3 separate regions of the Homo sapiens genome follow, and regions 1 and 2 are each linked to region 3. A link is an interaction called in ENCODE POLR2A ChIA-PET data of the cell type or tissue named here. Cell type or tissue: PC-9. All regions are shown on one strand. Links, peaks and the distances in the headings refer to the core of each region. The heading gives the core; the rest is flanking DNA. Region 1 holds the start of LOC105370821 (a long non-coding RNA gene). Region 2 overlaps MYO5C (myosin VC). Region 3 overlaps DMXL2 (Dmx like 2).

Region 1 (11,392 bases), core at 5,479-7,978, 1.2 Mb after region 3:
AGAAAATACAACATTACATTGCGCACAGTAAGGGTAAGTACGTTTGTGAAAAGCTTATTTCAATATTTCTGTACTAGTTTGCTAAGTAAAAGATTACTTACACTGGTTTTAGTAAAAGAAAAAAAAAGCCATGGGTCTAAAGGTTTATGTTATTATTATGGAATATAATCACAATACTAAACTCACAATCCCATCATCTTTACCTGAGAATGCTAAAGAAAGCTACAATTTTTAAGGTGAAAACTTCTTTGGAAATCTTGATGAATAAATTTGTTTCCCCTAAAAATCTATATCAGTACGTAACTAAACATTTTATTGTGTTTAACACTAGTTTTGGCTGCAAATACTATTTTTAAAACTGCTTATGACTGTAAAGCAACTTTTCACAACAATTCAAAATAAATAGTGACTTTGATTTTATTTGCTTGTTTATTCTGAGAATCAATTACTAACCTTGGTGCCATTTTTCCAAAGTGATTGATGTAATCTAAAAATCTAAACTTGGCATTCTACACAAGGAACCTGCTCAGGAGCAATACACTTACTAATACTTGATACATACATAGCTGCTGCCTGATTGTATGTAATAGCCAACACCTAAAACTAATTTAAATCACTAAATTAAGTATGGTTTTCTCCAATTCCTTCTGGTGCATTTCAATAGACCTATTTTACCCAGAAAATTTGTCTAATCACTTTGAAAAAATATATGGAAAAACAACCAGTTTAATATATATAAATTTTAAAATAAGCATCTAATTCGTAGGATAAATTAACATTTCCAATCCTAAAGACTTGGATTTGGAAGGAAATCTGTCATCTAGTCCAGCCCCCTACCAAATAAAATAATCCCCACTTCACAATGTTCCTTGGAATCAAACTCATATCTGACTGAAAAGCTCTCACTACTAACCACTACTATATTAACATCTTCTAAAATTGGTTCTTGCCATTAATCAGAAGACTGATAAAGAATTACCTTGAAGTCCTTGAAAAGCAGTGTATATATTATTCTTATAAATCCTGAAAATACAGGTTTAGAAAAGAAGTGACATTTACTTATCACCAGGGATTTCAGTGGCCCAAACTGTCCATATGCTGGTATATTGAATACTGGAGTACTCTGCAAACTTTTGGAGTTTGCTTAAAGCACAAAAATCAACTAATCAAAGTAGTAATAAAATAACAGTTGTCAACTCAAGCTTAAGTTTTCTCTTCATTTTATCAAGTTCACATTCAAGTTTAAAAAGCTTATGAACTTCTTGAAAGTTGAAGTTAGATTGACTACCTAAAAACGAGCAAGTACAACTCTAAAATGATACCTGTATTGTGGCAACAGATACAAATACCATTCTTTACTTTCATTTTGAGATACACTAGAATCTCTCTTGAAGCTAGTGCTTCAGAAGCACTTTTGTAAAAACGCTTAACCTTCTCTTCCATATGCCTTTCTCTACCTCACCAGCTGGAATCTGTCACAAAAACAGATAATCACATATGATACAGAAATAGTTGATCCTACTGCAGAATTAGGTTAACACTTCTAAATTGAGGCATAGAAAAGAAGGGGGTGGGGGAACAAGCCCTACTTAAACAAATCATTTACCTCGGTCTGGCTTCATTTTCACATCCAATTTTCGCCCAGAGTGCTGTGAAATGCACCTGTGGGTTCTTTCAACAGGCTCGCCGCTGATTCTACGGCTTCTGCTTCGCTTTCAAAATGCTGAAAGAGACAAAAATAAAATTAATCTGGCCCTATTCTAATACCCGGACCTTGCAAGTAAACTACTGTTAAGTTAGGCCTCTTCCTGGCACCAACTGCGGTGACAGCACCCTCGGCTGGTCTGAAAAAAGCAAAACTCTCTGCACCGCCTCCCCCATCTCCTCCGGATCGAGCACCCCCTTCCCTGCCTCTGTGCTCTCCAGGCCAATGTGTCCTTCTGACACAGTCTCTGAACCAAAACAGGATCTATTTATAACCTGGAGGTACAGGCAAGAAGAAGAAAAAGATTTGAGCAACACAAACTAACCCCTTCGTACAAAAACGCCTCTGGAAACAGAGGCACCTCCGCAGGGCTGGTATGGAAATTCTTCCACCTGGTGCCTGGGCGCAGCCAACTCTTCCAGTCCCCTGCGCCTCCCGAGCCCTCCGCCCGCCCCGCCGGGCCTCACCTGTGTAATTACCCTCTGGCTAGCCTTCCTGCGGCAACCGCGGCCAAGTTTACACAGAAACCCGAGTCACCTCCTCCCGCCCAGCCCCCAGCCCCAAACGAACTCTTCCGGGCTGTCCCGGGGCGACCCTACCAACTCCCAACCAGTCCTCCGCGGCCGGCTCCGGGGGAGGTGTTTACAGCCTGTGCTCGCCCCCTGCTCTGCACAACCCCTTCCGTCCCGCCGCGGCCCCGGATTTCCTTCAGCCCCGCCGCACCGAGCGCCGCGTCTGCCCCTCTCCCCGCTGGAGAGTTGTTTTCATGGCGCTCTCGAGCTGGCCGGCTCCTCCGCTCCCTCGGCCGACCTCTGCTGACTAACTCGCTCTCCTCTCCCGTCCCAATCCCGCCTCCTCTTGGCACTTCTCTCCACCGCTCGCCCAGCAGCTCACATCACACTCCCACCTCAGACCCCAGGCTCCGAGAGGCGCAGGGCCAGCGGGAGCGGAGTATGGAGCGCAGCGGCCCCCGCGGCTGCCTCAGGTGACCGTGGGGACCCGAGACGACCAGCCCGAAGCGGCTCCCCGGCGCCCCTGTGGCCATCCACCCGCGCCTCAGCCACCGCCTCGCTCCGCTCCCTGCGCTCAGCCCCTCCGCCCTGCCTGACTGGCACCCGAGCCCCGCGACCCCCGGGCTTCCCCCGCCCGTAGCCCCGGCCGGCCCTCTTGCCCAGCGCCTCTGCCAGCTCCTTGCCCGCCCGCTGTCTCTAGCTCTGGCGCCCCGGCTCCCCGTCCCCCTCGCTCGGCCAGTTCTTTCTCTGCTGTTTGCCCTGTCAAAACACTGCCTAGGTCACGTGTCCCAACAACAGCCAACCCACCCCGGTCGTCACTTCCTCCCCGGCGGCCTCCGCGGCCCTGGCGCCCGGTTACTATGGCAATGCCGCCGCTCGCCCCGGGGCGCTAGTTTGGGGCCGGGTTTTCGGTGCAGGTGCCCGGCGGGTGCGAGGGCGCTGGAGATGGCGGCTGGGAGACACCAGCAGAGTCCCGGAAGCCCGAGACGTCCCAGGCACTTCGGTTGCGCTCCCAGCCGGCAGAGGCGCGCCTGGATTCTGAGACCAGGAATCGGAGCTGCGCTATTAGAGCGCAGGGTAACTGGGGAGATGTCATCCAAAGGCCTGCCCCAGACGTGGAGGATAATTATAGTCGTCGTCTCCTCCTCCTCCTCCTCCTCCTCCTCCTCCTCCTCCTCCCCCCTCCCCCTCCTTCCCCCCCTCCTCCTCCTCCTCCTCCTCCTCCCGGGATGCTGGCACAGAGTTGTGATCGAGCCCCAAGTGGATTGCAGCGCATAATGGAACCCGGGTTTAATGTGACCGGGACGGGGGGTGGGCAGCTATGCGGGTCAGGGAGTGGGAGAATTTAAGAACAGGAAGCCCACCCCCACCCTAGATTTTCCCAAATCACTAAGGATTTTAGTAGGATTCAGAACCCAAGCTTCCAAGACACTCGCTGTGCTAAAAATAATCTTCATAACTTCTAAAACACTGACTCATGGGCAGGAGGACACTTTGACAGCATGTTATTGTTGGGGAGCTGTAATTTTGTTGTTGTGCTATAGCAATGTGACATGATGGCATTTCATGTTGTGATGTTGTCGTCATTTAAACACAAACAGATGACAGGAATCTGCTGTACTTAAAAAAAAACCCAATCCTAACAAGCGCTGCAGCTATTAGCTACTCAGTCTATAGACAAAGTACATATGGGGCATGAGCCCAAATGGAGACAAGTAAAAATTTGCAAGGCTCTTTGGTTTCATTAGAAAAAGTTTTTTTTTTAGATATAATTTTGCATAAAAGGATCACAGGAAAGTATTAGGACAAGTCTAAGGGGATTTTTTTTATTTGTGCCCTTCTGTTTTAAAATTTTTTTTACAATGAGTCTATTATTTTCACATCAGAAGAGTTTTATAAACTGCAAGATTGGCAGTTCCATTTTTTTGGCCTCAGGTAAAGTTCTTATGAAAAAGGCATGAAATATTTAAAAAGTAACATTTTCTAGTGCTTAGATATGTACAGTAAAATAACATGTACAACTGAAATTGTTAACCTTAACTCCACGATTGTATCTAATCAGAGCGGAGAGAACATTCAGGAGGGTAACATTTCATTTTCTCTGAAATGTTCTGGCATCATGACGATGAAACTGACAAATGGAAACAGTTCTTTAATCTATAAAATGCTACAAATGTTAAATCCCAGTGGATTTGACTTTGATATTATTGAATACTGTATTATGTAGTTTTTAAAAAATGAACTGAAGTTTTACTTGTTCTACAAGCACTTGGTAATGGGAGACAGAACAGTTACAGATAAGCCAAAAACCTAAATTTAGCACAACAGCTGGGACCAAATAACAGCTATTGTAAAAGGCTTACTGGGTGAACAGGCAGCAAAATCTGGTTTAGCTTCTTTCTTCCTCTATCTAATGCAAAAGAGGTAAAAAGACCAGGAAATGTTGAGAGCAGAAGCCAAGACTATTAGTGTGTAGCACAAACTATTCTCTTTTAAATAATTTTTAACAGCACTTGGGTAAATGATGATGTCAACATTTGTTAGACTAACCTGAAGTTTTTTTAAATTTAGAATCTTAAACCTGTTCAAAAATTTGAAATCATTATGGCAGCAGAAAAAGTATTTAAAAGGTGTATTTCTGACTCATTATTCAAATTGTTTCATTCCATAATATGCATTTACTGAATACTACCTGCTAGGCTCATACAAGTCTCTGAGAATGTAAAGGTCACCAAAACCAGATAGGGTCACTACTTTCAAGGAGCTTATAGTACTATTACAGTTACATGGCCCTAATCAAGTCACATTCTAACACCTTTGTTTCACCTATAAAAGTGAGGTGTTTAGACTCTGACAATAGTTATCGCTTTCTTTTATCCTATGATTATGTAACACATGTTCAGAGCGTTTGGAAATAATGACTTGAAATGGCAATTCACTCTAAGGTGCTCTGTTCACACCTCAGAGCACATAAACAGAACAAATGTTTCTAGTTCCTAGTTGGTGAAGGGTAAGGGTAAGCAAGGGAATCAAGATAGCTGGCAGGAACCTTACCCTCTTTTCATCTGATTTGCTTTCCATTTTGCTTTCCCCTAGGGTTTCAAAGCCGTATATGAGTAATTAACTTCAAAAAAAAGTTAACTCATCTTCAGCAACTCATCTTCATCCCCTCAACTTTTACAGATTTTGTTGAAATGGGTGGTGTATGATCAATCTGTAATGACTGTCTCTAAGTTCTTTTACTTATTAAGGTGATGAGGATAACTGGTTTGCTCACTTTATGAATACAAGGCTGTTACGATGACCAAAGTCATGGAACCAGTCCAGGCTACCAGGATGAGCTCCACCAGAGCAGGGATTGGTACCTTCTTCTTTCTTGTATCCCTAGCACTTAGTAAAGAACTGGATATAAAGTAGGAGCTCAATAAATATTAACCTATGTATTCTCTAATATGCTTTTCTTGTGCATGCCTGTAGTCTGCATGTCTAATACTGGCTGGCATTTTCTCCCTAGTGGGATAAAGGTAGAGTTGAGAAATTGGTGGGTAGCACAAATTTCATTTGTAAATGACACATTTTCATTATACTTTTGGGGCAATGTATATATTATATGTTGTCTCATAATAGTAGGAACCCATTGTGGGTTGAAATGTGTTCTCCCCTCAAAAAAAAAAAAATTGTGTTGCAGTCCTACTCCCATCCCCCATCTGTGAATGTGAACTTAGATATGTACAGTAATGAAGTTAAGATGAGGTGGATTATTAGGGTAGATTCCAAATCCAGTGACTAATGTCCTGATAAGAAGGAGAGGTTTGAAGGTAGAAGACACACAGGGAAGATGGCCATGTGACTAAGAAAAAGAATGGAGGTTCTGAATGGTTACTCAAACATGAAGATCTTTAATTCTGTAGAAGTTAACAGTAAATGAGTGAAAAATGTTAAGATATCTCTAGTATCTTAAAAGAACAACTCTATGACCCATAGCTAGAGGATAATCATGAATAAGTGGTTGAGAGTCAAATGAAGATACATTATTTTAAAGATGGTAATCAGTACATCTTATTTGCCATGAAATATTGTAGAAATAAAGATGAGTAGAATTAAAATGTATAAATAAATCTGTTCTTGCAAAGTTAAAAAGAAAAATGTACTTTTAGTACTTGTTGAAACAAGATGAAATGCAAGCTATCTTTTCCATATCTAAATTGTTTCTGATTATCCACTTAAATTCAGTACAGTTAATTTCTAAGAGAGAAAGATCATGGAGTCATTGCTAAGGCATTGGCTTCTGTAAACAACCTTCTACCTTCACATAAGTTGGTTGTCTGGTTTATTCTTTTTTGAGGTTCCTGTTTGTCTACCCTCTAAAACCACAGGTATAAGGAAGTAAAAATGTATTCTTTCTGGTCCCAGTCTGCGTAAGTGTCTTAGGGCTTAGAAATACAAGGGCCTCTAAACTTCAAGGTGGATAAACCTTTAATTAACCTGACAATTTTGCTGAGCTGCTGGAGGTCTCCGACCCACCAAGACTTAATGTCTTTTTAAAGAATAATAATGGCCGTTTTTTGTGACAGTAACTGTGCTCAGCATTTTACATATATATTTGATCCAAAGAGGGTGATAACTATTTCTCAGATTAGGAAATTGAGGCTCAGAGAAACAAGTAACTTTCCCAAAGCTATATTTAATAAGTAGAAGGCAGCCGCTTCCTGAATGGACTCATTTAATTTCCACTACAATATTCTGAAATAAGTTAAATAATTTCAAAATTTTCAAGTGGGGAAACTATGGCTCAGAAATGTTGAGAAGTGGTTCTGCATTTAGAATTTAAATTGGTTGATATACACTTAGGCTTAGTGCTTTAAGATATAAGCTCTAAATCAAACAGCTCTGGTTGATGTGTTATATGCACACCCCAAAGAGCAAATGGTCATGCTCAGATAATAGCAGCTGAAATTTCTTCAGCACTTAAGTCATAAGCACTATTCTGAATGATTTATATATTTATTAGTCCATTTAATACAACATCCCTATGAAATAGTATTATCCCTACCAAATACACAGAAAAGGGGAAGTTAAATAATTTGCCCAAGTTTAAGCAGTTAGGCAGTAGCAGAGTCAGGATTCACACCTAGTGAGCATGACTTGAGAGCATACGTTCTTACCCACTATCTGTTACTGGTCTCTTAGTTTCATTTTCCACCCAAACCCTGTATCTTCCTGACACTGGGCTTCTGCCCTACATGAGATCCCTCCCCAACTACTATGGAAACCCTTCTGGACTTTGAAAGCCCAAAGTTTCACCTCAAAATGTCTTTTAGAACCCATACACTCATACACACCATCTCTGTCTTTTTTCTGAACACATATTTATGATCTTAAAACCACATATTCCTTTTATCTTTTAAGGGCAGATGGACTGACTTCCAATTCTTTTGTCTTTCCTTATTGAATAGCACTATCCTAGGCACAAAGATTCAAGTGATTATTGAAGATCCAAGGCTGTCACTATTCTCTAGAACTGCTCTGGCCAATACAGTAGCTATAGTCATCTGTGGTTATTGAGTGCTTGAAATGTGACTAGTGAAACTGAGAAACTGAATTGTTAATTTTAATCAATTTAAATATAAATTTTCAGCTGGGCATGGTAGCTCATGGCTCTAATTCTGGCACTTTAGGAGGCCCAGGTGGGAGGCTTGCTTGAGGTCAGGAATTCGAGACCATCCCGGGCAACATAGGGAGACCACTGTCTCTATAAAAAAGTTAAAAAGTTAGCCAGGCACGATGGCATGAACCTGTAGTCCTAGTTACTTAGGAGGCTGAAGCAGGAGGATCACTTGAGCCCAGGAGTTCAAGAATGCAGTGAGCTATGATTGTGCCACTGTACTCCAACCTAGGCAACACTGCAAGATCCTGTTACTAAAGACAAACAAATAAATTTTTGATAACTGAACTCATTTTTAAAACTAAGTATGTTTGGAACAACTGACTATATGAATCTAATTTTTTTTACACTTGATCTTAGCCAAAAGGCCAAGAAGTGAATCTAATTTTTTAACTGCCGATTTTAGGAAATCTAAATACAGATCAGGTTTTCTTTCTTTCTTTCTTTTTTTCAAATTTTTAAAGTTCTTTAAAGAGACAGAGTCTTGTTCTGTTTCTCAGGCTGGAGTACAGTGGTGTGATCCTAACTCAAGCAACCCTCCTGCCTTGGCCCCCCAAAGTGTTGGGATTACAGGCATGAGCCACCATGCCTAGCTCCACATCAGGTATTTCTAATGAGAATTGAACCTACAAATTGAAATGTAAGTATAAAATATACAGCAGATTTCAAAGACAGTGGGAAAAAATGTACAATATCTCTATTGATACTTTAAAAATATTGATCACATGTTGAAATGGTAGTACTTTAGATATGTTGGGTTTATTTTTAATTTTTCAAAATGTGGCTAATAGAAAATTTAAAGTTATATATGTAGCTTACATAATATTTCTATTTGCTGTAGGATTCAGTGGCTTACCCAGCACTTCAGAAGACATTTGAAAATCAGTCATGTTCCTCAACCAAGTGATGCCTTTTAGCGGTGCAAATTCTGTGCTTAGGAAACTTGCTGCTTGCCCTAATCTTTTCTTTTTTTGTTTTAAAATGTGTCATGTGGCATTTAATTGTCCTCATCTTATCAAGGGTTCAGTGCACCCTAATGAGACTTGAATGCATCACAAAATGGTAAGGGCACAGCCTAGATATAGTAGGAACAATGGTGAACAACCCTTCTGAAAACAGGCTAGATTCAGTAGAGTTTTTTTTTTTTGTTTTGTTTTGTTTTGTTTTTCTAAAACAGGGTCTTGCTCTGTTGCCTAGGCTGGAGTGCAGTGGTGTGATCTTGGCTTGCTGCAACCTCTGCCTTCCAGGCTTAAATGATCCTCCTGCTTCAGCCTCCTGAGTAGCTGGGACTGAAAGTACATGCCACCACACCCAGCTAATTTTTATGTATTTTGTTGAGAAGGAGTTTTGCCATGTTGCCCAGGCTGGTCTTGAACTGCTGGGCTCAAGTGATCTGCCTGGCCTCGGCCTCGCAAAGTGCTGGGATTACAGGCATTTGTTTTTTAGAGACAGGGTCTCACTCTGTCACCCAGGCTGGAGTGTAGTGGAGTATCTTAGCTCATTGTAACCTTGGACTCCTGTGGGCAAATTATCCTTCTGCCTCAGCCTCTGGAGTAGGTAGGCCTACAGCCGCCCATCACCATCACCACCATGCCCCGCTAATTTTTTAACTTATTTGCCAGGGTAGGGCAGAGGAGTTCTCGCTATGTTGTCCAGGCTGGTCTCAAACTCCTGGACTCACTCAAGTGATCTTCCCACCTCAGCCTCCCCCTGGGATTACACAAGTGAGCCACAGCACCCACTTTAGGTTCAGTAGAGTTTTCATATAAATTAATTTTCTCTTCATACTTATTAGAGGGTCACACACAGAACTACCTACCCAAACAGTGTGAGCTATTTTTAGAAGCAGTGATGGGTAGACTTCACTCTAAGCAGCTTCACTCTTCATGAGCTGGTAGAGATACTGTTTATTATAAATGAAGTTACTGATCCTTTACATCTTTTCATCAGAGTATATCAGTTCATTGCATCCTAATGAGAATTCCACAATAATACTTTTCATGGTTAAAAAGATTTCATACATTGGACTTGAAAAGTAGATATAAACAGCAGCAGTGATCTCCATTTCAAAATGTGCAATATAAACTGATCGGGTATTTCAGAAAAGCATTTTTGAACAGAGTTCTACCCTTCAAAAAGATTTGTAAGAGAAATCTTTTCTAAGGTTACTGTCTCAATTTAAGAAAGAAAAAGGTTTGTAAGAATGCATAAAAACTACAGAAATTCCCTAACCCCTTTTCACAAATGGGAAAACTCATAATTGAGACTAAATTCTTCACATGTAGTAGATAGAGCATGATAAAACAACTTGTAGTACCTTTTTGATAAATCCAGTTTCTGCTGCTTCTATCAGAACCCCAAAGCTCAATTAGGCATAGAGAATTCTAGGAGCTATTCCTTTATTTGCTGACTGTATATATCTCAGTTTTCCTTTTGCATTTTCAGATGGGGTCTTGCAATGTTTTCCAGACTGGTCTCTAACTCCTGGGAGCTCAAGCGGTCCTCCTACCTCAGCCTCCCTAGTAGCCATGGTTAAAGGCATGCTCTACTGTGCCTGGCTCTGAATAATTTCATGCTGCCATGCTTCAGAGAAAAGAGAACATTAGCCTTCTTATTTCAACTTGCACAGGCAAATTCTTTACCTGCAACTCAAAATAATTGGTCTTTATTTCTAAAATGTCATTTCTGTATAATATAAGTTTAATTCAATTCTGCATTCATTGAACTTTGTATGCCAAATACTTTGCTGGGCCCTAGAGATACAGAGACTAGAAAAGCAAATGTTTACCCCAAAAAGCTCTATCAATCTAGAAGGGAGACAGTCATGTTAATAAATAATTGCGGCCGGGCGCGGTGGCTCACGCCTGTAATCCCAGCACCTTGGGAGGCTGAGGTGGGTGGGTCACGAGGTCAGGAGATCGAGACCATCCTGGCTAACATGGTGAAACCCCATCTCCACTACAAATACAAAAAATTCTCCGGTCGTGTTGGCGGGCGCGTGTAGTCCCACCTACTCCGGAGGCTGAGGCAGGAAAATGGCGTGAGCCCGGGAGGCGGAGCATGCAGCGAGCCGAGATCCAGCCACTGCACTCCAGCCTGGGCGACAGAGCGAGACTCCGTCTCAAAAAATAAATAAATAAATAAATTGCAATTTGGTTTGATAACAGCAAAAATATTCGTGCATAAGGAAAACACGTGGCACAAAGAAGGAAAAGTTAATTCTCTCTAGGAGAGGGGCCTGCTAAGGAAAGAAAAGAACATATTAGCTATATTTTGGAGAATAAAGACTGAGGTTAGACAGGCAAAGTGGGGTAGGATGGTGGAAGCTATTCTTCACAGATGAAACAGCATGTCACTGAGGCATGTTAGAACATATCAAGATGCCATTTTGGAAGGTCAGTTTCAAGGAGGTTAAACATAAGCAATAGGTACAGCATTAGAGAGAGGTTTTTTTTTGTTTGTTTTTGTTTTTTGCCGTTAGCCCCAGTCTTCATTCCTCCCCACATCCAT
Region 2 (8,716 bases), core at 1-2,500, 800 kb after region 3:
CAGCTTTTGAAGCCAGTTTTCATCAGTTCCATGTGGTAACTGGAAAAGAAAAATAAACCAAATAGCAAGTAAGAAAACCAGAGATTCATACAGGTGAGGAAAAGCACTAATTCTAAGAAACCAAGGTGATTTGGCACTTAGTGAACTGCTCTCAATTAGAGGCTTTTTATTTATTTATTTATTTATTTATTTATTTATTTATTTTTGAGATGGAGTCTGGCTCTTCCACCCAGGCTGGAGTGTGATGACGCGATCTTGGCTCACTGCAACCTCTGCCTCCTGGGTTCAAGCGATTCTCCTGCCTCAGTCTCCTAAGTAGCTGGGATTACAAGTGCCTGCTACCATGCCTGACTAATTTTTGTATTTTTAGTAGAGACGGGGTTTCACCATGTTGGCCAGGCTGGCCTCCAACTCCTAACCTCAGGTGATCCACCCACCTTGGCCTCCCCAAAGTGCTGGGGTTACAGGCAAGAGCCACTGCGCCTGGCCTTAGAGGCTTTTAAAAAAGCAACTTTAGGCATTAATTTATCCTTGATCTTAATCTTTAGGGCACTTTAAAAATTATTATTAATTGACAAATAACAATTATATATATTTGTGGGGTATTTGATGTGATATTTTAATGGATACATCAAAGTCTCTTTAGAAGAACAAAACTTTAAAAAGAAATGGTCACACAATGACTTTAGAATGAAGAATTTTATTTCTATAAAATAGGCAGTATTTTATTTCTTCCCAAAGAAATCTAAAGGTTCAGGAAAAAATAGTGTGGGTTCCATTACACGAACATGACCTTTATTCACGGGTGAATGGGAAAAGACTGGCACCTGAATAGAGAGTCCTCCCCTTCCCCTGCCTCAGGAAAATAGTTTTTCTTATTTTACTTCCTAATTAACTCACTCCTTGAAATAAGGGCATACCTCCTTGTACTAAGCTAGTTGCGAAATTTGATCTTGATACATGTGATTTTTTTTTTTTTGAGATGGAAACCCCATCTCTACTAAAAATACAAAAATTGGCCGGGCGCAGTGGCTCATGCCTGTAATCCCAGCACTTTGGGAGGCCGAGGCAGGCGGATCACGAGGTCAGGAGATCCAGACCATCCTGGCTAACATGGTGAAACCCCGTCTCTACCAAAAATACAAAAAATTAGCTGGGCATGGTGGTGTGCGCCTATAATTCCAGCTACTCCGGAGGCTGGAACAGGAGAATCACTTGAACTCAGGAAGCGGAGGTTGCAGTGAGCCGAGATGGCACCACTGCACTCCAGCCTGGGTGATAGAGCAAGACTCCGTCTCAAAAAAAAAAAAAATCCTTTAACCCCGAAACCTTATTAATCCTCACTTTGGGATTATTTGTTCTTGTGGCCCCATGAGAGACACTGCCAGGCTGGCCTACTTCAGAGTTTCCCAGAGGGAAATGGTAAGAAGAAAACTCTAGAAAGCTCTTCTGGTGAATCATACGATGTTGATTTTTCTTGATGACTCACAAGAATCAGGATGTAAAAGAAAACTCAATTCTTATTAGTCACCGACAACTTGAGTGGAGTCACTTGCTGTTTTCATGCATGTTTCTACATACACTTTGGGACAGCCTCCATGCTGGAAGTCAGGTAAAAGAGGTGGTGCAGCTCCCCAAGCGTGGTCTACACAGGCTGAGGGCAAAAGGCCCAGTGGGCCCTCTGGGGTCCCTGCTGTGGATGCTGTCCCAGCATTAATATCCATCCAACCAACTGGATAAACATCAGGACTTCACAAGCACACTTCAAAAAAACTGCTTTGCAAAATGCTCATCTGTTACTACTTAAAAGCTGAAAAAAACAATTATTCTTAAAAGTTACCAAACATTCTTCATCCAGTAACTCCAGAATTCCCATTTTTGCTTCAATCAGGTCAATAACTGGTTGATTGTCATAAAAATCTATCAGCGTCCAAGGTATATCTTCCTTCATGTATTCTTCTTGTTCCAGTTTGAAGACATGCTGGGAATCCAAAGTTAATACAGAAAGTAAAACAGAATATTAAAATACGTTTCCAAAGAGCAGGATGTAAGCATTTGGAAAATGTAAATGGTTGATCTGTAATATTTATGTTTAAAAAGAAGGACCCTGAAGTATAGACAAGGCCCATACCGTGATCAATACCGCCGAGTTCCTAAAGCGAGTCTAGCTGTCATCCTCCCACCTAGTCTGAGTGGGTCTCTACCTCCTAGGACATGGCTTGGGCCAGCCTGTGTCACCACCAGCACCACATGGTACTCAGTGTGGTCCTACAGCCCCTTCCTGCTAGCAGCTATCCAAGGACAGATCCAGCCTCTTTGGCCTAATGCAGCCTGGCTGGGTGGAGCCAGCTACCTGAGAATGCTAGCTGCGGGGCCGGTGGGAGAAGCCCACTGCTTAGAGATCTTCGTGCACTACTCACTTGGGCTGTAAGGGTATCAGGGAGGCTTCCCAGAGGATGTACTCAGGCTTACCATGGAGGATGAAAGAAAGTTTGGCTGGCAGGTGGTGAGGTGGGGTAGGGTGGGGTGGGGTGGGGCATCAAGAAAACCCTCCTATGGAGGAATCCCAGTGGGAACCACATGAAAGCTCAATGGGTGCTTGAGAAACGCACCTCAAGCAGGTTAGAAATTACAGGAGGACAGCAGCAATGTGGTGGCAAAGAATGGTACAGTCAAATCACCTGAGACCTTCACACCCTCCTTAGAGAATTCTGGGCCTATGGCCTTTTTCTAGGAGCAGTGAGGACCCGCTGGAGGGCGGAGGGGTTATGATGAGACCTGGAGGATGGCTCAGAGGAGGGAAGAACCGGAGGCAGTGAGACCAATGAGGACTCAGCCCGATGCTCTTGATGGCTGGGACTCAGGGAGGAGGAAGAGGAGCGAAGAGGTCAGGATGAATGTCAGGCTCAGGACATGGGGTCCATGGCGTGACTTGACCACAGAAAGTCACGTGGAGGGTAAGCGGGCTGAGAGGAGAAGGTGGCACCGGCACTTCTACACTTGCTACTGCTGAGCTCCCTGGGGGCATCAGGTGCAAGGCCCAGTGGCAGCCAGAAGAGGGGGACTGGAGATCAGGAGAGTCCTACCCAAAGCTTTCTGTGCTGACAATTGAAGATACTACCCCTCCTGGGAGGATCTACACATTGATGGATGACTCAGAAAAAGGAGAAGAGGAAAAAGGAAGAGAAGGAGGAGGAAGTGGAAGAGGAAGAAGAACAGGAGAGGAGAACAAAAGCAAAAAAAAAAAAATAGAATTACAGCCTCTGATTTGTGATTTTTGGCAAGACATCTGGTATAAGTGTCACTTTGAGGTTAAGGTGGACATGTTGGGGAGCAGCACGCCATTGCAGCCAGGGAACAGGGTAGCAGCCACAGAGAGTTTGACTTCAGGTGAGTTATACTGAATATGCACTTGGAATAAACCTCAGCTGTAGTTATTAATGTTAAACTTCCAGGAGAGCCTTGCAAATGCTAAAGAAATGAAATTTACAATGGAATGAAATTTAATGGTTATACATGAATTAATTCTGGGCCAAAAAAAAAAAAAGAAACTTCTACTGAGTAGGATTCAATGTTAGGTCTTCTCACAATATTAGACAGTTATTATTGACTCTTTTTAAATTGATACATAATAGTTGTACATAGTTTTGTGGTACATGTGATATTCTGACACATACATACAATGTGTAATGATGACTCATTTTTAAAACAAGGAAACAGAGGCTCAGAGAACCCAAGGTCCCAGAGGGAGGTGGTAGAGCTGAGATTCAAACCCAATTTAGTTTGAGCCAAAGCCCACACTCTCCAAGACGTCATGCTATGTTTTCCTCAGGGGTTCTGAGGGAGCATAAGACTGGACACTAACAAAGGTATAACCTTTCCTTGGAGTAACTGTTAGGGTATTAAAGTGTGATTTCTATTATGAACTGGAATCACCATTCTTCCCATAAACATGTAGCCAAAGTTTAGAATGTAAGCTAAAGGGAAAATGTGAGTTAGTAAAGCATTTTAGCTTTCATGGCTTTTCAGAAACAGAGCCAAATATAAATGTTAAGGAGGCAATTATAAAAAAAATATGAGAGTAGTTTCATGGTAGGGCCAATGTAGAAAGATGTTCAATCAACTTTTAATTTCATTGACTTCTGTTAGGAGCAGAAAGGCGTCAGTACTGTTGGGAATTCAAAAGTGAATTCAATAAAGTTCTTGCATCTAGGGAACTGATTTAAGAGGTTGAAATTGTATTCAATACACATAGCAATAATAAATGCCCAAACAGCCACAAGTAGCATTTACTCAACATTTTTTAAATTGTTTTATTCATCTTTCTACCTCAGCACTTAACTTGGTACCTGGTATACACAGTATACACTCAAAAACGTCTTTTGAATAAACAAATCTTCCCAGTGGAAAAAAAAAATTGGAATCCATCTCCTGTCTGTTTCCATGGGATGATACATTTGATCTTATTGTTAGTTAGGAAGGTACCATATATGTCTTGTTCTAAATTAAGGTTGGAGAAACTCATTCCCATAATCCATTGGCCATCTGCTGTTTAGTGCTGCATGTGCCGAGATAAGCACTGGGCTGAGAGAGACAAAGAATGCCAGTCCTGGCCTCTCCAGGTGACCAAGTCTATTTGGAAACTTGCATGCAAATGATGATAATTCCATGTGACAGGCCTGCGATAAGGAAGCACATAGGAAGAGGCCAGGAGGTATCGCAGGAGGCTCTCAGGGAAGCTGGATCTCAAAACACAAGCTGGAGTTGGCCACGTGAAGATAAAGCAATGGGGAAATAACAGGAGCACGTGGGTTAAGGCAGAGAAAGCAGCAAGTGCAAAGACAGAGAGGCTCGAAAGAAAGTGGAGGCCTCAGGCAACCAACTAAATAGTTTTGTCTGGCTGCACAGAGGGTCTGTATCCAAGAAGGGCAGTGAGGCTCACACATTGGCAGGTGATTCAAAAAAGATGAAATAGATGAGAGGGTGTGATTTCAAGATTTGGCCACAAGGTGGTGCAGTGACCCAGCGTGAGGCTCCTTGCATAAAAATTTGCAACCTCAAGAAAGAAGAATGCCTCTTTCCACGAACACACACACACACACACACACACACGCGCGCGCGCGCGGCTGAGAACTAGTCAAGAAGGCAGAAAGGTCACCTACCATGTTAAACTGTTGTTGCAGTTTTTCATTAGCGTAATTGATGCAAAATTGTTCAAAGCTGTTCACATCAAAGGTTTCAAAACTGAAATACAATTTAAACAAGTTAAAATATAACCTGAAGCAAGACATATGCATTTGTTTATAGATATTTTTTGACACTTAAAAGCTTAAACGTTTGCTATGTCTTCTACAAGTTTTAAATACCCCTCAAAGCTTCTGGTTTTAATGATATCCTAGTAGTCAGTTTATAAATAACCCTTTTCCTGGTTGTCCCCCGGAAGAAATCTGGTAGGTATAAAACACCTACCTCAAGCCAGGCATTAAAATAAGCATGTCACCATATGGTGTAGTCCGCACAACAACAGTGATATTGGCAATTATTATTCTGACTTTATAGGTCAGAAAATAAGCCCGAGAGGTTAAGAAACTTGCCAAAGGTCACACAGCTTGTGTCAGAACTTAGCTGCGAAGCTGCCTGACTGTGATGCCTGTGCCTCCAATGAGAAGGCAATGTGGTTTCCTATTCTCTCCTTGTCTGTTGAGGGGAGGAGCAGCACAACTGCAGCACAATTTTGCCTCCCTAAGGGGTGCTTTCATAGCTCCTAGAGGAAAAGGGCAAAGTCATTTCATATCCTACAGCCCAGCACACCCCATCAGGGACGAGACAGACATGGCTGGCTTCCATATTCAGACTTTCATCAGCTGCCTCTGCAGTTGCCTTGGAGTTGCAAGCTCAAGAACTGAGAGGAGCCCTTGGGGAGGCAGCTGCTACTCAGCTCCTGCCGGATGTAGCCATGGATGAATGCGGCCCAGGATGTTAGATTAATTGATTCTTAAGAAAAGTCAGAAAACTGGGACTTTTAAGTGAATAATCCCACTCTGCAAAACGTGGGCCGAACAAAACAGAGGCACCAAATTTACCACCTGGCCAGATGAGCTCCTGCTGGAAGGCAGCTTGCTGAGCACTTTTAAGGTGTCAGCATTTATGCACGTCACCTCCTATAACCCTAACACAGCCCTATGTGAAGGGCTCCTGTGACTCCACTGTCACACACGAGGGTCAGAGAAGGAGTGACCATGGTGAGGACCAACAGCCAGCAAGTGGTGCCAGAAATGCAATTCGACCCCAGTGCTTGGTGCCTCCAAAGCTTTGTTCTTAATCGCTCTAATCCTGAGAGGTTCCTGCCGGCTCCTATCACAGGTCCCCTGGGAGTCTCACTTGACTGAGCTGGTTTGGCTCAATCTGGAATTCCTGGGCAGGGTAAGAACCTGGACTGTCCTCTAGACAGCTCCAGGGTGATTCATAGCAGCTCTGACAGCCCCATTCCACACGCAGCCTTGGTGGCTCAGAGATTCGGAGGCTGGTCTGCTCATGGAAGCAAGGCCAGGGCTGGGCCTGGGGGAAGATTAAAAAGGGTCTCACTGAGCTCTGCAGCTCACAGCTGGGGCCAAGGGCAGGGCTTTCTAGAACCTGGCAAAATGTCAAACATCAATGCATTATTTTGGGGCACAAAAATCTGAAGTTTAGGACCCATGGAAAGACCTAGATCTGTGACTTAAAATGCTAGAGGCACATTGGCTATGAAAACACTTCACACTGGAACCATGCTTATGGTTTTCAAGGTACCTGCATAATTTCTTCCATCATATGTTCAAAATCACCCTGCAAGAGAGGCCCCATCTTGTAGATGCAGAAACTAAGGCTTGGAGAGGTTCTGTGACTTTCTTGAGGTCACGTAACTGGTATGCTACGGAGCTCATTCCCAGGGGTCTGACCCCCAGACCCAGGTTTTTCCAACTCTGGGTCCAAAGAACATAAATACACGACAGGCTGGGGAGTCACCAGCCTTCATTCACTCTCAGCTTAGACCTTGAAGCTCACAGCTTCAGCTTTACTGGCTTTCAAAGATGCTAAGTCTTCCTTTGAGGCTTCCTTATTTCCAAGTCAAAAAGAGCTTTCTCAAAAGTTGCAGGTATGCCTAGGCGAGGGTTAGCCTAGAAGCGAGGCTGCTGGAGGGGGCGGGAAAGGCTTGGCCCCAGGCTGCAGCCCTGCTGCCTAGAGGAAAGCTGATTTTTTTGGAGGCGTATCATGAACTCAAGGGTGGCAGCAAACAGGCTATTGTTAGAATTTTTGAGAGGAATCTTAAAATAATTTACTCTAACAAGTCTTTGTGTATTTATAAATACTCTTGTCTCAGGTTTTTCCACATAGCTGAAAAATTCAAATTCCTTATTACAGTGGTTCTGGATCCTGCCTGGGGGCCACCGTCCAGCTCACTACTCCTTGCACATGGCTGCCCTTGCTCTGTCCCCACCCTCTGCTAACCTCCAGCACACCTTCCTCCCTTCCCAGGACTCATCCTAACCTCTACTGCCGGCCTGCTGCCCTCACCAGTCTCAGTCCCACGGTGGCAGGAGCCGTACATCTATGCTGTTCAACCACTGCCTCCAACACAGTGCCTGGGACATAAACATCTGTTAGATAAAAATATGAAATAATGGCTGGGTGCAGTGGCTCACGCCTGTAATCCCAGCACTTTGGGAGGCCGAGATGGACAGATCACAAGGTCAGGAGATCGAGACCATCCTGGCTAATACGGTGAAACCCAGTCTCTACTAAAAATAAAAAAAATCAGCCGGGCGTAGTGGCAGGTGCCTGTAGTCCCAGCTACCCAGGAGGCTGAGACAGGAGAATCGCTTGAACCTGGGAGGCAGAGGTTGCAGTGAGCCGAGATGGTGCCACTGCACTCCAGCCTGGGCAACAGAGCAAGACTCCGTCTCAAAAAAAAAAAAAAGAAAAAAAAGAAAGAAATAATATACTGTTAAAATAAAGGACTGTCATTTAAAAATACATCTTAAAAACACCCAAAAGAACAGGGAATAACAGAATAATTACGTATTTCCACCACAATGAAACAGGACTATTTTTAATGAGGACTATCCATTTTTAAAAGTTCACTTAAGCTTTTAACTGGCTGCTCAAACACTTTCTGGGAAGAAGACAAGGTAAATAATTGACTAGGCTATCCCAGTAATGTATTAAGCATTTTATAACTGTTGACACGTACTATTAATTGGGAGCCATATGTATTAACTTAGGATCTAAATTAAACAAAGCAGCTCCCTTGACTGTCTCCCATTTGACAGCTATGGGAAAAGCTGCCTCTCCACCTGGGTGCAAGTCCAACAGCGTGGTGTGGCCCTGTCCCCCTCCTCCCCAGGAGGCAGCAGCAGGGCCGTGAAGGCCAGAGCTCAGCTCTCCCCTTTGCATGGGGAATGGGGTTGAGCTGCTTTTTGCCATGGTGTGGGGAAGATCCCCCAATCCAGGTGGAACACTCCAGGATGCCTTTCATGGGTCAATCTTCCCCTTCTCCTGTTAAGAAACCAGGGTGGGTCCCAGGAGAGGGGCAAGGGCTGGGCACTGGGGCCAGCTGCTAGAAAAGCCTGAAGGATAACAATCTCCACAGAGCCCTCCATGCCAGCTTCCACTCTGGTTACTCCATAGCTGTTTCAGCACGAGCTGAGCCCGGGGTTTAGAAAAGGAGGACCAGGCA
Region 3 (9,959 bases), core at 7,403-9,902:
GGACTGTATTCTGTCAAGACAATGGGTTCCATTTTGGCCTAGTGTGTGTCTAGAAATGTCATCTGAGAGCTAGGGCCTGGGATAGGGGCCTCACGACTCTGAATGGTATCCTATTGTGCTCTTGCTGGGCTGGTATTTTAGATGTAGTAAGATACGGTCCTCCCCACTCTTCCCTCTCTCCCGAAGTGGAAGGAAGAGGTCTCTCCTGGGACCACGAGCTGTGTAGCTTGGGGTTAGGGAAGAGGTGACGCCAGCACTCACTTGACTGCTCCAGCTGATGTCTCATGTGTCCTCTCCAAGTCCACTGTCTGTCTTGGTGTAATTCAGCACTAGGACTTGCCTAAGAGTTGCAGTCCTTATGGCCTAGACTGCCTTTCAAGTTTACCTGGAGACACAGAGCACTGTTGCCCTCAGTGGCAAGGTTTATAGGTACTCAGGTTCAGACTGCTGGGATCAGCGATTCCCCTCTGGGTAGGGTTGGTTTAAATGTTCCTTCCATGGGTGAGCATCAGCTGAGTTTGGTCTGGTTTTCCTTTCTGCTCTAACAGGACAGCCCTGAGTTCATTGCCTCACAATTGCCATGTTCTCCTTCCCCCAGTGCCCAGAGATCCCTGGCTTATCTCACTTAGCATAATGTTCTCCAAACCCATCCATGTTATCATGAATGATAGTATCTCCTTCCTTATAAAGATTGAATAATATTTCATTTGTATATATACCTCATTTTCTTTATTCATTTGTCGATGGACCCTTAGGTTGATTTCTTAAGATGACTATAGTAAACAGTGCTACAATAAAGATAACTGCAAACATCTCTTCAACAAACTGACTTTTGAGTAAATATCCAAGAGTGTAGTTGCTGAATAGTAAGTCTTCATTTCTTTAGGGTCAGTTGCTGGTGCTTTATTTTGTTCTTTTGGTGGTGTCATGTGTCCCTGATTGTTCTTGATTCACGTGGCCATGCATTCATGTCAGAAAGGGACTGATTCGAGTCTTTGCAGGCTTGCTTTGGTTGGGCAAGGACTTCATCAGTCAACCTGTCTAGAGATTCTGGCCACTATCTGCTATGGCCCATGGGCAGGCTTGCTTCTTGTGTTCTTGGGCAGGCGGGCCTGGTGCCTAGGTCTATGAACCCAGATTCACTGGAGTGGACCTGTTGATTAGGTCCATGGGAGCTGATCTAGTGCTGGGGTACATACAGCCTTTGACTTTGAATCTGCAGGGTCTAGCCAGGCAATGGGATGATCCTGGCATACAAGTCCACTGGGAGAGACCTTGAATCTGAGTCTGTAGGGCTAGGTCTGGGTCCTGAGTCTGCAGGGGCTAGCCTGGTACTGCGTCTACTAGGACAGGTCTGAACCTTGGGTCTGCTGGAGCGTGGGTTTGTAAAAACTGGACTGGCACCGGATAGGCCTAGAGCCTGTGTCCACACATGCCAGCTTGGGACTGGGGTTTGTGGGTGCTGACCTAGTGCTAGGGCCTAGACCTAGGGCCTAGGCATAGAGCCTGGGACCATGGGGGCCAGCTTTGTGCTTGGAAAACCTGGAGGCTGGGTCTATGGATGCCAGCCTGGAGTCTGGGACTGCAAAGGCCAACCTGGAGCTAACACAGACTGATTCCTGAGGCAGCAGGTGCCAATCTGGTGCCTGAGGATAGGGGTATCTACCTGGTGCTGGGGTGGGCCTGAAACCTGGGGTTATATGGGCCAGCATGCACTGAGCTGCTCTGGAGCTCAGGACTGCCAGGGCCGTCCTGGTACTGGGGTCAATGGCTGCCAATCTAGTGCTGGAGCAGGCCTACAAGATGGGTCTGCATGTGCTAGCCTGAAATCTGGGGTTGTGAAGGCCCAGCCTGGCACTGGGGCAGACTGGGTCCCTAGTCTGCAAGGACTGGCTGGAGGCTGGGTCCATGAATGCTGGCCTGAGGCTGAGGAGGACCTGGAAACTAGGTCTACAAAGGCCGGTCTGGAGTCTGGGGTTACAGGGCCAGCCTGGAGCCTGAGGCTGCTGGTGCCAGCCAGCCAGGTGTTGAGGCAGTCTGGAGCCTCAGGTCACTGGGGCCATCCTGGCAGTGGGACAGGCCTGGAGCCTGAGAATGGTCTGAAGCCTGAGGCTGCAAGTGCTAAACTGGTGCTAGGGCAGGCCTGGAGCTTGGGTCCATGGGTGTCCCCTTGATGACTAGGGCTGCAGGGACCGGACCAACACTGGAGGGAGCATGAAGCCCAGGGCTATAGAGGCCAGCCCAGCCCTGGGAACAATCTGGAGCATGGAGCCACTGGGGACAGCCCAGCCCTGGGGTAGGCCTGAGAGAATAAGTCCACTGGCACCAAGGCGGGCCTGCAGGCAGCTCCATGGGATCTTGTCTGGAGCCTATATCCATTAGGGTCTGCCTGTTGCTGGATGAGTCTGAGGACTGAGTCCTTGGGGCCATCCTGGAGCCTGACTATGGTGTCTGGCCTGGCATTGGAACCAGTCCAGAGCCTGGGGCTGCTGCAGGTGAGCTTAGAAATTGTATGGGCCCAGAGACGAAGTCCAGTGAGGGGCCTGGGGCTGCAGGATCCTGCCTGGTGCTTAGATGGGCTTAGAGGCTCAGTCTGCGGGAACTGGCCTGAAATCTGGGCAATAGGGGTCTAGCACTGGGTTTTACTGGGGCAGGCCTGGTGTTGGGGTCCGAGGCACCATTCTGGTGCTCACCTCCCTCTCTATCCCCCATGCAGAAGGTATCTCTCCCCACGTCATACTACCCAGGGGTGGAGGGAGGGTGGCACGGATGGGTCATGTAAAACTCTTTCCTATCCTCTTCACAGCATCTTTTCTGATTTCTGTGCAACATTCAGGTGCTGTAATCTCTCATTTGGTTTCCTCAGCTCTTGTGAGTGTATTCTCATGCATGGATAGTCCTTTAAATTGGTGTTTCTGTGAGGGGGTGAGCATTGGAAAGTCCCATCCTGCTATATTGCTGATGTCACTCCCCAAACTAATTATACTGTAGATTTTTATCTAACTTTAAGTGATATATCACTTCACATATAGTGTAAAAAGTTTACAACAGTATACTTCTAGTTCTCTCCTGGCCTTTGTGCTGCTGTTGTCATACATTTAAGCAATTCTTCACCTCAGGCTCCTGAGTAGGTGGGATTACAGATGCCCACCACCATGCCTGGCTAATTTTTGTATTTTTAGTAGAGACAGGGTTTTACCATGTTGGCCAGGCTGGTCTTGAACTCCTGACCTCAGATGATCCGCCCCACCTCGGCCTTCCAAATTGCTGGGATTACAGGCATGAACCACCATGACTGGCCTTACTTATGCTTTAAACAATTGTCTAGGAGAGATTTAAACAATGAGGAAAAGTCTTTATGTAATTTACTTATGTAGTTATAATTGCTGGTACTCTTTATTCCTTTGAATAGATCCGTATTTCCATCTGGTATCATTTTGCCTTCTGATTCAGAAACTTTCTTTATATTCCTTTGATATTTCTTATAGTGCAGATTTGCTGGCGATGAATTCTTTTACCCTTTTCATGTCTTTATGTAAACTTCATTTTTGAAAGGTATTTTCACTGGTCAAAGAATTCTAGATTGACAGCTTTTTTGCTTCCAAAACTTCTAAAGATGTCACTCCACTCTTCTGGTTTGCATTGTTCCTGAAATAAATCTGCTGTCATCCTTATCTTTGTTCTTGTGTATGCAATGTGTCTATTTTCTCTTTGTGATCCTAACATTTTTCTCTTATCATTGATTTTAAGCAATTTGATTATGATGAGTATGGCTCTACTTTCCTTGTTTCCTGTGCTTGAGTTTCATTAAAGCTCTTGGATCTGTGGTTGAATCAAAACTGGAAAATATTTGGCCATTATTTTAATTATATTTTTCCTTTACCCTCCTCCCTCACGGACTCCAATTACACATATATTAGGATGCTCAAAGTTGTCCCAGAGCTCACTGGTGTTATTTGGTTCCAATGTTTTTTAAAAGTGTTTCCTTTTGGATAGTTTCTATTGTGCCTTCATATTCACTAATTTTTCACTCTGCAATGTCTAATCTGCTGTGAATCCCATCTAGTGTATTTTTTTATCTCAAACATTATACTTTTCATTTCTGTAAGTTTGATTTGAATCTGTGTGTCTTCCACATCTCTTCCTAACATTGAATTTTTTCTCTAGCTTCTTGGACATATGAAATAGTTATGCTATTAATTTTATCACCTGTGTTATTTCTGTATCTGTTTTGATGTATGTTTTCCCTCTCATTATGGTTTGTATTTACCTACTTTTCATGCATTTTTTTTAATGTCAAACATTGTGAATTTTACCTTGTTGAGTGTTGGATATTTTTGTATTCCTACAAATACTCTGGAGCTATGTTTTCAGATAAAATTTAGCTATTTGGCTTTTGGTCATTTCCTTTTTAGCTTTCTTAGGCAGGACCATGATAGTGTTTATCCTAGGACTAATTTTGTCCTGCTACTGCAGCAAAATCCTTGAGAGTACTACCTAATGCCCCATGAATTATGAGGTTTTCCAGCTGGTTGGTGAGAATATGAATTACAGTAGTCCCCCCACCTTATCTACAAGGGAGATGTTCCAAGACTCCAGTGGATGGATGCTTGAAACTGCAGATGGTACTAAGCCCTATATATGTGTTTTCCTCTCTATATATACACATATGATAAAGTTTAGGCCAGGCATGGTGGCTCATACCTGTAATCCCAGCACTTTGAGAGGCTGAGGCAGGCAGATCACTTGAGGTCAGGAGTTCAAGACCAGCCTGGCCAACATGGTGAAACCCCATCTCTACTAAAAACACAAAAATTAGCCGGGCATGGTGGCACATGCCTGTGGTTCCAGCTACTTGGGAGGCTGAGGTATGAGAATCATTTGAACCCGGGAGGCAAAGGTTGCAGTGAGCTGAGATCGCACCACTGCACTCCAGCCTGGGCGACTCAGTGAGACTCTGTCTCAAAAAGTGTAACTTATAAATTAGGCACAGTAAAAGATCAACAATAATAGAACAATTAATATACAGTAATAAAAACCTATGTGAATATAGTCTCTCCCTCTCTCAATTTCTTATTGTACTGTCCTCACCTATTTTCAGACCATGACTAACCACAGGTAACTGAAACCACAGAAAGCAAAGCCACAGATAAGGGGGGCCTCCTGCTGAATTCCTAGCTTTGTGTGATTAGATTGTTACCTCTAATCCCTTTCGATGGCTATTGTTCTGGGTGCCAGCAATTTGCTCATACACATACACTGATTCCTTTCTCAGCAAAATATTGAGGAAGATCTTGATGTGGTTTGACTGTGTCCCCACCCAATTTCATCTTGAATTGTAGCTCCCATAGTCCCCAAGTGTTGTGTGAGGGACCCAGTGGGAGGTAACTGAATCATGAGGGCAGGTTTTTCCCATTCTGTTCTTGTGATAGTGAATAAGTCTCAGGAGATCTGATGATTTTATGAAGGGCAGTTTCCCTGCACACGCTTTCTTGCCTGCTGCCATGTTAAGATGTGCCTTTGGTCCTCCTTTTCCTCCTGCCATGATTGTGAGGCCTCCCCAGCCACGTGGAACTATGAGTCCATTAAATCTCTTTCCTTTATAAATTACCTAGTCTCAGGTATGTCCTTATAGCAGTGTGAGAATGGACTAATACAGACCTTCTGTGTACCTCTCCCTGTGCCCCTCTGTGGCCTTTGGCCTGCGAACTCTATCCTCATTATATTCCCCAGACTCGCAGTTCTATCATCTTGGCAACTTGGAGAAACCATTAGGCTCTGCCTGGGTTCTCTCCCTGCCTGTGGCCTGGAAACTTTCTTGAGGTGGTAAGTTGGGACAATTAAAATGCTCACCTCTCAGGAATCACTGTCCCTCCCTACCTGATGCTTAATGTCTTGAGAACCATTGTTTATATATTTTGTCGTCTTCTTTCTTTTAGTTGTTTCAAGCTAGAAGGTGAATCTAGAGTCTCTTACTGCTTTTACCTGACAGAGAAAGTTCTCTTCCCTTTTTTCTGAAAGCTCCTTTGAATCAGTTTTGCTTTAGGCATTGAGATGTCACTCACAAGCTTATTTTCCTGGCTCTTCTTATCAGTGGGCATATTCTGACTTCCCTTACTTACTTAGGAGCAAGCAAATAGCCAAGACTCAGATTTGAGTTTTGGGTACGAGGTTAGTACTTCATTCAATAAACTTCAAATCTGTCTGGAGAAGGTATAGTGAGGTTAGCTCTTGCCCCGCTAAATCTCAACATTGTGTGCTTTCTCTGTCTGGCTCTCCACTGTATCCCATTTCCTAGAATGGCTTTTGGTATAGAAGGTATTCAGTAAATACTTACTTATGAATGAATAGACTGCCAAATAGCTTGCAAATTCTCTAACAGTTAAACATTTTATCAAATTAAAAATCTCAATGGTCAAAAACAGTATCAAACTAAAAACTCTAACAAATAACATTTATTTTTCTTTTACATATATATTTCACAGCCTGAACATCACATCTTCAGAGAAAGTTACTTTTATGCCATTGTATTTACTATTTACCACACAGGCATTGAACATTCTCATTAACATGATAAGACAATTTGCTGGTAAACATTTAAACACACAGACATTAGTTTCAGTATCTCAACATATTTTTGGTCATAACCAAGGAAATACATCAAAATAATGACAACATTGGCTAATATTTTACAAGCAAATATTTAACTCTGCATAGTTTATACAATAGGCTGTGGCAATAAATAATGTCACCAATCTCATCAACTATTAACTGGCCACAAGAAGCCTAACATTCATTTTAATTATGATATGAAATGCTCTATTGGTGTAGTTTCAACATATCCTTAAATGTTTGGGTGTTTAACCTTGAATACACGAAAAGAAAAAGTACTAAACTGGACTAAGAAGGTGTGTTTGGTTAACTACAAATATGTCATGTTCACATAGTACATTCCTAACATGAAGGCAAATATTTAAATAGAAAAACTAGCAGTCCAAAAAATGTGAATGTGCAAATTGTGAGTAAAACATTGCATTTAAATTTGCACTCATTTGCAAGTTACAGTACTAGCTCAGTATAAACACTAACAGGAAAAATATTCAGCAGGAAAGAATGGAAACGGCCTCTCACAGCAGAGAACTGGTCACTGCGCACTGCTCCACAGCTAAGAAAGTTTTCCAGGTGGTCTAGCGCTCCTAACAAACACCTTATGATTATCCTTCATTCAACAGAGGAGGAGACTGCAGGCATGCTTCAGTCAGTGGTAAGAACAGGAAGAAAAACCCAAATCAGCAACATTTTCTTCCTTAATTTGGTATAAACGTCCTTTTCATTATTTCAAGTTACTAATTTGCTAATCTCAAATGTTTTCTGAATCAGGTTTGCTAAATGCTGTAAAGAATAGCTATCCTTCATACAATACTAGGTTTTATTTTTTTTAGTATGTCAGCATAATAAGGTACATGCGCATTCATTCCACCAACCTGTTTAGATAATACTCAGCTTGGGTCATATTCAAATTCTACACAGAGATTCTCTGTTTTCAATACAACTGCTTAGAAAGCAGAATTGCCTAGTGATGACTGTAGTGTGCCTTTTAACTGAAATGTATATAAAAATAAAACCCCAATCTTTATAGAATGTCAAGAATTCTGTTAGGGATGTTAAAAGCATTGGGCAAAACCCTGGTTTTCAGCGTGCCATCTGCACCACAGGAGAAGAGCCGATTGCCCTGGATGATGTCAATCTGCATGACTCCAGCCCCAATGTTTCGAAATATGGACTGCTTAGCATGTTCACTTTTAAATGAATGAATTAGGCCATGGCCTGTCAATCTCCAAACCTAGTGCAAAACAAAAGGAGTTAAAAATATATTACGAAAAGACCAAAAGCAAAAACATGGCCCTTCTGCTCCCTTGGCCCAAGTGATCTCACTAAAGCCCAACCTTCCCACCCACTGCCTCTTTCCTAAGAGCTTATCTAAGTGGGAAATGATAACACCACTCCCACGATTCATTTACTGTCCTCCTTCCATATTTTCCTTCACATCCTCTTGTGGCTTCATATTAACCATATGTAGCCCATCTCTAATTCAATTAACTATTTGAGTTAATTCAGTTAAATGTGTTCCTCATGCTGAGCTAGGTCCTAAGGCTATGTAAAAGTAGTGTGGTACAGACAGTCCCCTACTTACGATGGTTTGACAAGACTTTTTGACTTTATGACAGTGTGAAAGCAATACGCATTCAGCACGCTCCTTGGCTTATCCTGAGGTTAGTCTCAATAAACTCATAGTAAGTTGAAAATATTAAGTTGAAAGTATGTTTTTCAACTTTAACAATATTTTTAACTTATAATGGGTTTGTTGGGACATAATCCCACCATAAAGTCAAGGAGCATCTGCACTAGCTCACTTACTGGAAACGTCACCTCCACCACACACAAGAGTACTGAGGGAGAGGGGAGAAGCTTCTAAGGAGCCAAACTAATGTCATCAAAAAATTTCATGCATTAAACTCATACACTTTACTCAAAATAGAATGCTTTAAAGCTTTCTAATGGCCTGAGTCCAATGAGTTTGATAATCTCATTGACCATAACAGTTTAGAAAGAACCATACAGGAGCATGGGGAGGCGGCAGAGTGTTGAGATATGCAGTATCTCCATGCAGTAGCCCAAGTGAAATAAAGTGAAGCTTTATTTCAAAGAATGTGGAGTTTTTGTTTTTTCTCTTTCCAATCAGTCTTTAGCACATTCCAACCTCTTGTACTGACTCACCTTTATGTTACCTTCTGCTGAACCTGTGGTAAAATATTCCTCATAGGGATCCAAGGCCAGAGCCTTAATAGCTGAGTCATGGGCCTGGAACGTGTGAATGAGCTGCCTTTGCCTGATGTCAAAAATGCAGACGTGTCCTTTCCTACCCCCCGAGATTAGGAGTTGCTGTTTGGGTGCATACTGCAGTACCGTGGCACCATGATCGTGGCACGTGAAACCTGAAGAAGAAAAACATCAGAGAATTTCTCAAAACAATTTCTTGTCTTGGTAATTATGATGTCTACATCCACATTTAAATACAGACCTTACTGATGCATTTTTCATTCTAAGGTACATTTATTGTTTTGTAAGTCATTGAATTTCTGTAATCACATGATTAAAGAAAAATGTTAAGCAATGTCAGAACAAACTTTTTATCCATAATCTCAATATGAAATGAACACAGAGAGAAAAAGAAAGTTTAAACCTTAAGCCCTAAGTGATACTGCCTCATAAAAAGTATACAGAAGAGCAGAGACCAACCTTCTCAAAGTTGGTGAGTATTAACCCAGCCAAGTGCTGTACCGTACAAAAAGTTCTTTTCAGGTAAGTAATTGAAACAACGACACTATGAGAAAATGTGTGAATGTTTTCAGTTACAAGTTAAGAAGTTCATTATCCTTCCCAGGAGTATTTGCATTTTAATATGATTAAAGATTCAAATTAACATGCAGAAAATCTGTAAGCAATGTTAACCACTGTTTGCAGAATTCTGCAATAAAATTGAGAATTAACTACATATTTCAAAATGCATATCAGTGTATTAAAAGACTGAGAATCTTTCTGTCTTTCTGACAATCTACTTCATTTAACCAAACTTACTTGAGCATGGAGCACTTTTTGGGTGGTACTATGTGGAAGACAGAGTTAGGACACTAATTTGGCAAGTATTGTCTTAAAAGGAATAATATTTAAATGGCACTGTTTACATTTCTAGTCATTATAATAAGGTTAACCTTTGTTTTATTTTATGGTTAGGGCCAGGTGTGGTGGCTCATGCTTGTAATCCCAGTACTTAGGGAGGTAGAGGTGGGAGGATAGCTTGACCCTAGGAGCTTGAGACCTGCCTGAGCAATACAGCATGACCTTGATCTCCACAAAAAGGAAAAAAAGACAAAAAGTATTTTATGATGAGGTTTAAT

Evidence for each region. Peaks named below come from ENCODE experiments on the same cell type or tissue, not always from the same donor. Only the 100,000 strongest peaks of a DNase experiment are listed, where the experiment ranks them.
Region 1: POLR2A ChIA-PET joins it to region 3 with 8 read pairs; 1 of 35 experiments calls an interaction of 5 or more read pairs at or near these places.
Region 2: POLR2A ChIA-PET joins it to region 3 with 5 read pairs; 1 of 35 experiments calls an interaction of 5 or more read pairs at or near these places.

The regions. Positions count from the first base shown.
Region 1 is chr15:52,676,400-52,687,791 of GRCh38, forward strand. It overlaps LOC105370821 (a long non-coding RNA gene), which reads left to right and starts at 3,206. Exons shown (of 4, transcript XR_932255.4): 1 at 3,206-3,294; 2 at 8,383-8,944. ATOSA (atos homolog A) reads right to left here and starts at 2,989. Exons shown (of 13, transcript NM_001385016.1): 1 at 2,429-2,989; 2 at 1,607-1,723. The coding sequence starts at 1,622. RefSeq lists enhancers at 1,685-1,754, 1,885-2,024, 10,863-11,363 and a silencer at 2,605-2,924. In PC-9, for the core only: no CTCF peak of the experiment used is centred there; a DNase peak (open chromatin) is centred at 6,572; H3K4me3 peaks cover 585 bases; H3K27ac peaks cover 1,333 bases.
Region 2 is chr15:52,251,477-52,260,192 of GRCh38, forward strand. It overlaps MYO5C (myosin VC), which reads right to left. Exons shown (of 41, transcript NM_018728.4): 11 at 5,163-5,244; 12 at 1,841-1,981; 13 at 1-39. Among named protein-coding and RNA genes, the nearest start is that of MIR1266, 21 kb to the right of the region's middle. RefSeq lists an enhancer at 5,841-6,417. In PC-9, for the core only: no CTCF peak of the experiment used is centred there; a DNase peak (open chromatin) is centred at 1,475; H3K27ac peaks cover 1,768 bases.
Region 3 is chr15:51,441,351-51,451,309 of GRCh38, forward strand. It overlaps DMXL2 (Dmx like 2), which reads right to left. Exons shown (of 44, transcript NM_001378457.1): 43 at 8,779-8,996; 44 at 6,441-7,843. The coding sequence ends at 7,634. Among named protein-coding and RNA genes, the nearest start is that of GLDN, 100 kb to the left of the region's middle. RefSeq lists an enhancer at 8,093-9,292. In PC-9, for the core only: no CTCF peak of the experiment used is centred there; a DNase peak (open chromatin) is centred at 8,841; H3K27ac peaks cover 1,867 bases.